2 separate regions of the Mus musculus genome follow, and region 1 is linked to region 2. The links are chromatin loops, found by intact Hi-C in ENCODE. Cell type or tissue: left cerebral cortex. All regions are shown on one strand. Links, peaks and the distances in the headings refer to the core of each region. The heading gives the core; the rest is flanking DNA. Region 1 holds the start of Rmdn3 (regulator of microtubule dynamics 3). Region 2 holds the start of Knl1 (kinetochore scaffold 1).

Region 1 (5,380 bases), core at 265-5,264, 110 kb before region 2:
AAAATCCACACAAGGTGTTTCTGCATCGGTCCATTTCTGCATCTTGTGGAAGATACCAGGTCCAGCAGAAAGCATATGAAGAGGGAAGCTATGCCCACAGAATATGGGGTTCAGCACTACAGCTCTGGACACCCTATCTCCATCCACTCTTAGGCAACACACCCAAGAAGTCTGTGGCAGGAGACTGGGGTCAGATTACAGTGCCCAACTCCTCAGTCCTAAAGGGAACCTGGGAGACCAGGAGACCAGGAGACCCAGGCTCCTGGCGGCTCCCACCAGATCAGCTCTGTTAGCCCAGGACTCCTCAGAGCTGCTCTGTGCTCAGGGAAGTGGCTCTTGGAGTGACCTGGAGACCAGACTGGTTCACTCTAGGTCTGGATGACTACATTGCCCAATAAAATTAATATATGTCATTTTAAGAATAAGAAGAGGAGAATGGCAGGTAGAGTGTGAATAAAATATGACTGTGGATGACTATAGACATGCACAAAATTTTCACAATGTTGTTTTTTGTTTCTTTGTTGTTGTTGGTTTTTTTTTTTGTTTTTTGTTTTAATTAGGTATTTTCCTCATTTACATTTTCAATGCTATCCCAAAGGTCCCCCTGGTTTTTTTTTTTTGTTTTTTTTTTTGTTTTTTTTTTGAGACAGGGTTTCTCTGAAAAATTTCACAATGAAACCCGTTTTCTTTTTTTCTTTCGTCCTTCTTTTTTTTTTTTTTTTTCTTTTCTCTTCGAGACAGGGTTTCTCTATTAGCCCTTGCTGTCCTGAAACTCACTTTGTAGACCAGGCTGGCCTCAAACTCAGAAATCTGCCTGCCTCTGCCTCCCAAGTGCTGGGGGATTAAAGACGTGCACTACCACTGCCCAGCAAAACCTATTATTTTCTATGCTAACTAAAATATTAGTTCTTAGTTTGTGTGTCTGAAACCTGTGAGTATGGAGGTCAGAGGAGAACCCTAGTGTTTTGCCCTTGCCTTCTATCTTGTTCAAGGCTGGGTCTCTGTTGATGCCCTGGAGAGTTTCCTGTGTCCACATCCCTTCTGCTGGTGGGAGAGCTGGGATCACAGACAATGCTACCATGTCCAGCTTTTACATGGGTCCTGTATCTAACATACATCGTCATGCTTTGTATAGCAAGCACTTTACCCACTTTGCCATATCTACTGTTCATGCAGCCACACTGTGATTGCAGGGGTGGGGGGAAGCTGGGGAGCAGGGGCTGAGAAAGGGTCTCTCTTTGTAGCCCCGGATGTCCTGAAACTCACTCTATAAATCAGGATGGCCTCAAACTTAGAAATCCTCCTGCCTCTGCTTCCCAAGTGTTGAAATTAAAGGCAGGCACCACTACCGCTTGGCTACAAAATGTTTTTGTTTTTTTGTTTTTGTTTTTTCGAGACAGGGTTTCTCTGTATAGCTTTGGCTGTCCTGGAACTCACTCTGTAGACCAGGCTGGCCTCGAACTCAGAAATCCACCTGTCTCTGCCTTCTAAGTGCTGGGATTAAAGACATGTGCCACTACTACCAGCCTGGCTCCAAAATGTTTAATAACAGTTTAATAACATTTAATAATTTAATAAATGTTATTTATTTATTTATTTATTTATTTATCGAGACAGGGTTTCTCTGTATAGCCCTGGCTGTCCTGGAATTCCCTCTGTAGACCAGGCTGGCCTTGAACTCAGAAATCTGCCTGCCTCTGCCTCCCAAATGCTGGGATTAAACAAATGTTTAATAACATTTAATAATAAATGTTTAAGACAGCGGCAGGTGGATTGCTGTGAGTTCAAGACCCTCCTGGTCTACAAAGAGAGTTCTAGGGGCTGGCAAGATGGCTCAGTGGTTAAGAGCGTCACCTGCTCTTCCGAAGGTCCCAAGTTCAAATCCCAGCAACCACATGGTGGCTCACAACCATCCATAATGAAATCTGATGCCCTCTTCTGGAGTAGCTGAGGACAGCTACAGTGTACTTACATATAATAAATAAATAAATCTTAGAGAGAGAGAGAGAGAGAGAGAGAGAGAGAGAGAGAGAGAGAGAGTTAGTTCTAAAGCAGCCAGCACCATACAGAAAAACCCCATCTCAACAAACAAACCAACCAACCCAAAACAAAAACTCAAACCAAGAAACAAAAAAGACAGTGGAGGGCTGGAGAGATGGCTCAGTGGTTAAGAGCACTGACTGCTTTTCCAGATGTCCTGAGTTCAATACCCAGCAACCACATGGTGGCTCACCACAACCATCTGTGATGGATTTTGATCCCCTCTTCTGGTGCTGTCTGAAGACATCTAGAGTGTACTCATATACATAAAATAAATAAATAAATCTTTGAAAAAAAAAGAGACAGTGGGATTATCTAAGTCCTCTAAAACCTGTGTCTATCTTAAAATGGTGAGATACTTTATATTATATTCATTTATATATGAATACATTTGGAGGCAGACAAATCTGTAGTCTTGAATTTGGAAGGCCAAAGCAGAAGGCCAGAGACGCCAAAGCTTGGCTTTATGACAAAGACCATATCCCAGCTTTTGGCAGAGTTGGGGTTCAGAAGGCTCACAAGATCGAGGTCTCTCTGTGCTACAGAGCGAATTCAAAGCTAACTTCAGCAACTTGAGGTCTGGTCTCAAAATTTAAAAGTCCCCCCTCCTCAAAATAAAAAAAAAAAAGTTTGATGATGTGGTTCAGTGGCACAGCACTTGCCAGTCTGGGCTATATAGTGATCCCCTGACTTAATAAAGCAGCAACATACAAAGCAAAGATAGCAGAAATGGTATGTATCAGACCCAGTTTCTCTGTGGAGCCCTGGCTGTCCTGAAGCTTGCTCTGTAGACTATACAGTCCTGATTAGATTCGAACTCGCAATGATCCTCCTGGTCCAGGGGCCCTGGCTTGAAGAGGATTTTTGAAAACTTGTAGGAGTCCCAGCGATGTAGGGACATCTTATCGATAACCAACAACTTACTCCAATTTCATCTAGCAGTGGCGCTGTTGTTTGGGGTTTGACTGGAAAAATCGGTAAACGACTCAGCTGAAAATAAAGCCAGTGTTAAGAAGAGGTGGGGGTGGTGGCATCTTCCAGGTATAAGCAGCGTGAGATTTGCGGAGCACATTCTGGCCGTAGCACCGGGTAAAGTCCACCCAGAGGCTCGGACACTAGACAGCCCAACCCACCTTCGCGGCCCCGGTAACCGCACAGCGTCCATTCGCCGATGTAGCCCCGCCCACAGAACCCGGGTGGGAGGCAGAGCCTCGTGCGTCATCTCCACGCGCGTCTCACCGTGCGCGGAGCAGGTGGCGCGGATTAAGGACGTCAAAATCATTGACAGAGTGAAAGCGCGGTGCCTGCTGCTGCCATGGTGGCTGGTGGCTGGGTAAGGGTCTGAGTTGGTCTCCTGCGGGCCCAGCGTGGCTTCGGGGGGCGCCGGAAGGCCGAGAGTGTGCAGCCGGCTGCGAGGTTGTCACGTACAGGGTGTTGGGAGGCCAGGGGCGCGGAAGCCGGACTGCACTGGGCAGGGGCGCGTTGGACCGGCGCTGCTGCCTCTTGGCAGGGCGTCCGTCTGCGCCGGGGGCTGCGGCACCCGCGGGCTGGACCTGGGTGAGCCGGGGGCTGCGGCACCGTCCGGCCGGACCTGGGTGAGGCCGTGGCTAACGGGTTCTGCCTCGGGGGTGGAGGGCCGGCCTCATGACTCTCTCTCGGTTCGCTCCTGTTTCTTACGCGGGCTGCAGGTACACTATGTCTAGACTGGGGGCCCTGGGCGGCTCCCGCGCCGGGTTGGGACTGTTACTTGGTACTGCCGCCGGCCTTGGATTCCTGTGCGTCCTTTACAGCCAGCGATGGAAACGGACCCAGCGCCATGGCCGGAGTCACAGTCTGCCCAACTCCCTGGACTATGCGCAGGCTTCAGAGCGTGGACGCCAGGGTAAGAGCACAGGTCATAACTTACTGATGGCACTGGGGCTCGGGCTGTCTTTCGCAGAGCAGGATGGCGGGGCAGTGGAAAGGCTGAGTTTCACAGTTTTAGGAAAAACTCACCAAAAAGGAAAGCTGTGCCCTTTCCTCCGATTCCAGGAAAGCTTGGTGCAGGACTGTAGCTTTCACTTTTAGTTCTGGTCGCGCCCATGAATGTGTACGGAGGGCATTTGAGAAGTGCTGGGTGAGGGGTGTGTTTGACAGAGGAAGAGTCTGAAAGAAGGAAAAAGAAATAATCTCATTGGAATTAAAAGTTCTGGTGGCGTGAATATATGTATCCAGATATGAAGTCGTGTTTGGAGAGTAATCCAAGTTTGAAAAATCCCTTTTATGAAGAAAGATTCATAGGGATTGTGTAACTTTCTCGAGGTTGTTACAGAGTAAGAGGTAAAGCTGGACCCAGTCGTCTGGTCCAGTGGACTTTCCACAGCACAGGCTGAGAGCACATTCATGCAACTCAAGCCAAATGGTTGAAAGCCAGCAGTGACAGATGAAATGGATTTCGTTTTGTAAAAAGTCTTCAGGTTAAGTCATTTAAGCAGAGCAGCTGGGGCTTTGAATCGCTCCCCTTATTTGGGTGACAGAGGCTCGTGTAGCCCCCCTCGTTCCGTGCTGATTGGAAATGTTTTCTGTGACCACTGCACTCATATATCTTCTGATTCAGTGCTAACTGGGAATGTGAGTTCTGCAAGAGTGTCTGCGCACTTATCACCCTAGGTTGCAGCTGTCAGCGTCTGATAACATAGTGGTAACGTGGCAGGGCCAGTGACCTGGCTTTCTCCTCACTTGTACTTTGCTCATTTGTTATGTTTTAGCAGTTGTCTGGCCTCCCATGAGGATGGGAGAAAGCCTACGCATTCTAGTTATCTTCCTTGGTGTACCCTGGCACTGCTGGCCTAGATTTCCTCTAACGAGGGATGTATGCATGTCTGCTCCATGGGGCCTGCCGTCTTCCATATTGTATATTCTAGTCCAGTTGCTTTAAATGTCTACCAAGTTCCTAATTCATTCACGCTCAGTTCAGGGTGAGAGGATTCAGCTTGGTAACTATTTTCTTACGGAGCTTGGCCAGTTTTTTTCCATGGACCTTTTCTTGGTGACTGTTCATTTTCTTTTTGCTCTGCTCTGATGAGATTAATTATGGCCTCAAGAGAGGCAGTTACTATTCACTCAGAGATCAGGATTTGAACAAACCCAGTTTTTGTTTTACTGGGTAGTTGGTGTTGACTACCTGGTATTTAGCACTATAAGGCCAGAGACTTTTTTTTTCCTTTTTGTATTTTTGAGACAGGGCTTAGGTCATATAGCTTAGGTTAGCCTCGAATACTGTCTAGCTGAAGCTAGTCTTAAACTCCTTACCCTCCTGCCACCACCTCTGAGGCTATCACTCCTGGCCAAAGGTTTTCTT
Region 2 (5,380 bases), core at 188-5,187:
AGAAAGTTATGAAAATAAAGTGGTGTGTCTTGAGTTTCCTGTTATGGTCTAGCAGTACTTTTAAATGGTAGGAGCTCAATGGCTATTTTCTGAATGAGTCCCCTTCACAAGTAAACATGCAGCACTTACAACTATTAACTAGTACATTTGTCTCTTCTATAGAAGTGATTCTCAACCTGTGGATTGTGACCTCTTTGGGAACCAAAAACCCCTTTCACAAAGGTCCCATATCAGATACCCTGCATATTACATATTTATATTACAACTCATAACAGTAGCAAAATTAGTTATAAAGTAGCAACAAACTTTTGTTTGTTTTTGTTTTTCAGCACAGGGCTTCCCTGTGTAGCCTTGACTGTCTTGGAGCTAGTTCTATAGCCCAGGCTGGCCTAGAACTTGCCTCTGCCTACCAAATCCTGGGATTAAAGGTGTGTGCCAACCACACCCAGCTGCAACAAAATAGTTTTATGTTCGAGGGTCACGACAACCTGAGGAATTGTATTAACAGGTTACAGCATTAGCAAGGCTGAAGAACCACTGCTCTATAGAAATCATTTCAAGTTCAGCTTATCTTTTACAGGAATAGTTTTAAGTTCTGTACTCAAAACAGGTAACTACTAGGAACTATTAACCCAAGGTAACCTAAACCATTGTTGTTTCAAAGTCTTTGAGAACCATTCCTCTCCAACTTGTGAACTAGTTACCACTTAACCAATGAGATTCAAAACTTTCTGGAAGTCTCTAATTTCATTAAATGTGTATTTTATTATATAACCCATGTGTTACACCTTTAACAAAACAGGTCAAGCCCCTAAACCACTGTAATAAACCGTACTTATAAAATGCTTTTGATCACATTCATACTAATTATTGATTGTCTAGAAAACTACATTTGGCATTTAGGGGTATACTTATAGCATATAGTTACAGGTTTTTACTTATATACTTACAGGTTTTTGGATACTACTAGTTTTTTTAACAGCCATTCTTGAAATCTATCAGGCACTGCATGAACTAATTCAAAATATTATCTATCTACATTACCATCAATAATACCGTATCATTGTGAAGTAAGAGCTTTGGCAACTGGTATGAATAAAAGCTAGTGGACTTAATTAGTAACTTGATTACTTAAGAAAAAAGTTTATTATCTTTTCCTTCAACTTACACTTACCAAATGGCTACCAAGTTGTTAGGACATACTCATTAAATTTATTGAACCAAGCTATATAAAAATGAGGATATTAAGTATTTCTTTTGGACTGTTTGAACCAAAAAGTTTGAGCCACCAGTCTAAATAATCCAGGGGTCTGCAGACCAACAGTGGGCCAAAGCAACCTTTGAGAACTTTCTTTTAACTGAAGAAAATAAACATCACCACCAAAACATCATGTAGCAGAGACCATCATACTGACCCACAGCAAGCAGAGCCTAAATACTATCTGGCTCTTTGTCCATTCCTGAATTTATACAACCAAAATATACAAACATTTTCACTGATTCAGACTCCACTGATACAGACTCTAGACCTGTGCTGTCAAATTGAATGATTATATACAATGAAATTAAGATGAAACAAATTAAAACTCAAGTTTTTGGTAATCATACTACATTTCTTTGATAACCATATTTTAAGTGCGCCAAAAATGACTGCTAATAGATACCATGTTGGACAGTGCAGATATAGAATATTATTATCACAGAAAATTCTATTGGAAACGCTTGTTCGATCCAGTATCTAGAATCAGTACCTTCTCGTATTCTCAGCATCAAACACATCATTTATATCACCATCCCAAACATTTTACTCCATTTACATCTATCAACTTGTAAAGGTTTCCAGCCATTCACATAGTCAAGAAGTACACTGCTTGAACCTAACCTTTAATGACCAAATACCTTACGATATATTTCCTTCCATATTTATAAATCATCTCTCCAACAATCTGACCAATGAAATGCCATCCCCATGAAGTCTACTTTAGCACAAGACAATGAACCTATGAGACATACAAGGGACTCAACGGAACCAATTTAACTGAAATGAAAACTAACGGTCAACCTTGGTGTCTAGAATAAACTGCTGCTTTGGGTTTTAGCCACATGCTTTATCTCTGTTAACTTCTGTCTTAGTCACAGTTTTATTGCTGTGAAGAGACACCATGGCCACAACTCTTATAGCAGGAAGCAGTTAATTGGGGGTCTTGCTTACAGTTTCAGAGACTTATATAGCAGTCATCATGGGGAACCTGCGAGCAAACACAATGCTGAAGGAGTAGCCAAGAACGTCCACAAACAGCAGGCAGAGTTTTGGAAACCTCAAAGCTCATCCCTCATTAACACATCTCCTCCAACAAGGCCACCCCTCCTCCTAATCCTTTCAAACAGTGCCACTCTCAGTTGACTCGGCATTCAAATATATGAGCATAAATCAAACTACAACGTCTAGTACATTTTAAAAATTGCAGTAGGCAATATTTTTCTTCCCAAAGGGAATCCAAAGTCTTTTGGATGGGAAAGGAAATTTATGTAATCTAACACACCGATTTGTCTTTACTAATGTTGGACCTGCAGAAACCCGAAACTCTATTATTGTGCTCGGACGGAGCCTACAATTTAAAGTTCACTCGTCGCCTTCAGACCACGGAAGCAGGGAACGTCGGTCAGAAACACATACCACAAGGAGTTGGCGAGAGACGGTGGGACCGGATCCCGGAGCCCTGACCAAAGATGATGGGCGGGGCGAACCCGGAGGCCCACGGCGCACCGCGCAGACGACACGACCCCGGGAATGGAGCGGCTTTGGGAAAGGAGAAGCGAAACGCGGCGCTCCAGGAGAAGGAGAGCGGGCCGTTGGCGCTCGCGCGGTCCGGTCGGCTGCAGGGCCTTTCCGAGATCGCCCCGACGACCGAGCGACCTCAGCAACCCGCGCCCGCCCTTCAGCACTCAAACAGAACCCGAGCCCTCTCAGGAGCCCAGAACGGAAAGGAGCATTCTGACCCGCCACCGACCACCTGCTTGACTTGTCTGGGGTCCTCGCGCTCCTTGGAGTCGGACGTCACCTCTCAACGTCCCTGAAGTATTCAAATCTAACCGCCCTAGTGATGCGCATGCTCAGTGCTGCGCGCCGCGCAGACCCCACCCCTTCGGCTCCAGACCGGCCCCGCCCCTAAGACATAAACTTCTCTGTCCTCCTCTGCTCTGACTTAAGTTCCCTCGGGTTTTTCTTCTTTTCTACAGAATTTTCTTCGTCTCTGTTATTCTGAGAACGGCCATCTTCTTTCGAGTGTTTGCAGAGTAAACAATCGCACTGTTGGCTTCCGTACAAAATGGCGACTTCCATGGTATTGCGTCACAGCGCTCTGTGTCTACTCCCTATAGCTACCAGGAAGAAACTAGCTTCTGGGACGAGGTGGCCGAGTGGTTAAGGCGATGGACTGCTAATCCATTGTGCTCTGCACGCATGGGTTCGAATCCCATCCTCGTCGAAAGTGTCTTTTGCTAATTAGTGTAATGTGAATTTATAATCCACAGGATGGAAGTGATTAAATATTGCTTCGGGTTTTAATTCCGATCAGGTTCTATCTAACACAATTAGTCTCAGCATCGAGGTGTTTTAGTTGGTGATATTGTAATTTGAAGGAATTTGATATTTGAAATCAGCTGAAGGAATTGAGATATTTGAAAGGCTGCTTTTGGAATGTTATGACTCACAGATGAAGAAAAAGCAGATAAAGAGACTTTTTTCTAGGAATTTAATTTCTTACAAAGTAAAATAACAGGACATGTTCAGTGGTGGTCTGGAACATGAAATGTCCTAGCTCTGAGATGAATGCTTTCAGTCTTTAATGAGCTCTTACTCCGAGGGCTTTGTTTTGTTTTTGTTATTTTGAGACACAGTTTTACTGTGTAGCAGTCTAGCCTCCAGGTTAAAAATCATCCTGTCTCGCCTTCCCAAATGCTAGGATTACAAAGCTATACCCCCATAATCGCTATTTTGGGGGTTTAATACCTGTCCTGATCGTGAAGTACCATATTGCATTACAAATGCCACCTCTTCCAGCCCTTAAGCAAGCTATGGGATTTGTTTTCAATGTATACATTAAAAAGGTGCCCATGGGGGTGGGGGTAGGGGTGGGGGTGGGGGTGGGGGTGGGGGGGTAACCCAAGTGAACCCTTTGCAGGGCAGTGGTGGCGCAGACCTTTAATCCCAGCAGTTGGGAGGCAGAGGCAGGCGGATTTCTGAGTTCGAAGCCAGCCTGGTCTACAGAGTGAGTTCCAGCATGAGTTCCAGGACAGTCTGGGCTACACAGAAACACTGTCTCAATCCCCCCACCCCCACCCCAAAACAAAACTCCCAAAAACAAAACAAACAAACAAACAAAAATGCCCATGACATTTGAAATCTTGCTATGATCCAGAAACTACTGAAGAAGAGGAACACGACTACCTTTTCAAAAGACAAAAAGCTGAATCTTCTGGATTTAACCAAAGGATTAGGAATAGAAAAAAGAACAGAGATTTTCCTCCTGTAACATCATCAGACAAATTCATTCAACTCACACTTAAAAACCCTTAATGTTTTTTACATAACTAAAAGCAACATACATTTTACATGGATTATGTGTCTCCGACTCTGCAGAACCCTGTGATCATGATAGATGTCTTCATATTCTATTATTGTTGTTTTACACTGAAAGATTAATTTGTCCAAGGCTATACAGCTTCTAAGTTGCAGACAGGACAGTGTAACCCACATCTATTGACTCCATGATGTTTAACCCTCATCCTGTATGGTACCAGATCATGAAGAGTTCTTAATGATCCCCTGGAGTGGTGATTTTACATTCCTCTCACTGGGCATGCTCAGTGTTCAAGAGCCCAGCACCAGGGGCAGGTGCTTCAGCAAGATTTGTGGCACTGATGATTGGAAGGCAGTCAGACGCCTCTCTCCTGGTTCCTCCATTTTAGGTCCAAATCCCTTGGGAATGTTGCTACCTTCACAGTCTGGGCACTTTTGGCCAGTTCTCTTCAGCCATGTCTTACTGTCCGTTTTCTGTCCTGGTGGGACATACATCCCTTCAGGGGCCTTGCAGACAATTTAGTAGCCAATTTTTTGTGGGTGAAGAGTGGGCAGCGACAATCATTTTCATAATCTCTCATCAAAAACACTTTTAAATAAGGCAATGAGCTTCAGTGATATTGCCTGTGACTTTGCCTCTGATTGAAATCGTGTATTTTATATTACTCTGACTGCTTTAGAATTCCTATGGTTTGAGAGTGTCTGTCAAATTTTGTGTGTCAGAAATTTGATCCAAACTGGGTAGTGACACAAGCCTTTAATCTTGGCACTCAGGAGGCAGCAGTAGGCAGATTGCTG

Evidence for each region. Hi-C counts contacts between places; a loop is a spot of excess contacts. Peaks named below come from ENCODE experiments on the same cell type or tissue, not always from the same donor. Only the 100,000 strongest peaks of a DNase experiment are listed, where the experiment ranks them.
Region 1: it touches region 2 in a loop (2.2-fold over the local background); 2 of 42 quality-filtered maps call a loop at or near these places.

The regions. Positions count from the first base shown.
Region 1 is chr2:119,154,900-119,160,279 of GRCm38, reverse strand. Rmdn3 (regulator of microtubule dynamics 3) reads left to right here and starts at 3,246. Exons shown (of 13, transcript NM_001033136.3): 1 at 3,246-3,373; 2 at 3,729-3,922. The coding sequence starts at 3,736. In left cerebral cortex, for the core only: a CTCF peak has its summit at 2,977; a DNase peak (open chromatin) is centred at 3,265; H3K4me3 peaks cover 1,801 bases; H3K27ac peaks cover 950 bases.
Region 2 is chr2:119,044,858-119,050,237 of GRCm38, reverse strand. Knl1 (kinetochore scaffold 1) reads right to left here and starts at 3,119. Exons shown (of 24, transcript NM_029617.3): 1 at 3,015-3,119. It overlaps n-TSgct7 (a tRNA gene), which reads left to right and starts at 3,407; the gene lies at 3,407-3,488. In left cerebral cortex, for the core only: a CTCF peak has its summit at 3,055; DNase peaks (open chromatin) are centred at 3,138 and 3,399; H3K4me3 peaks cover 1,568 bases; H3K27ac peaks cover 905 bases.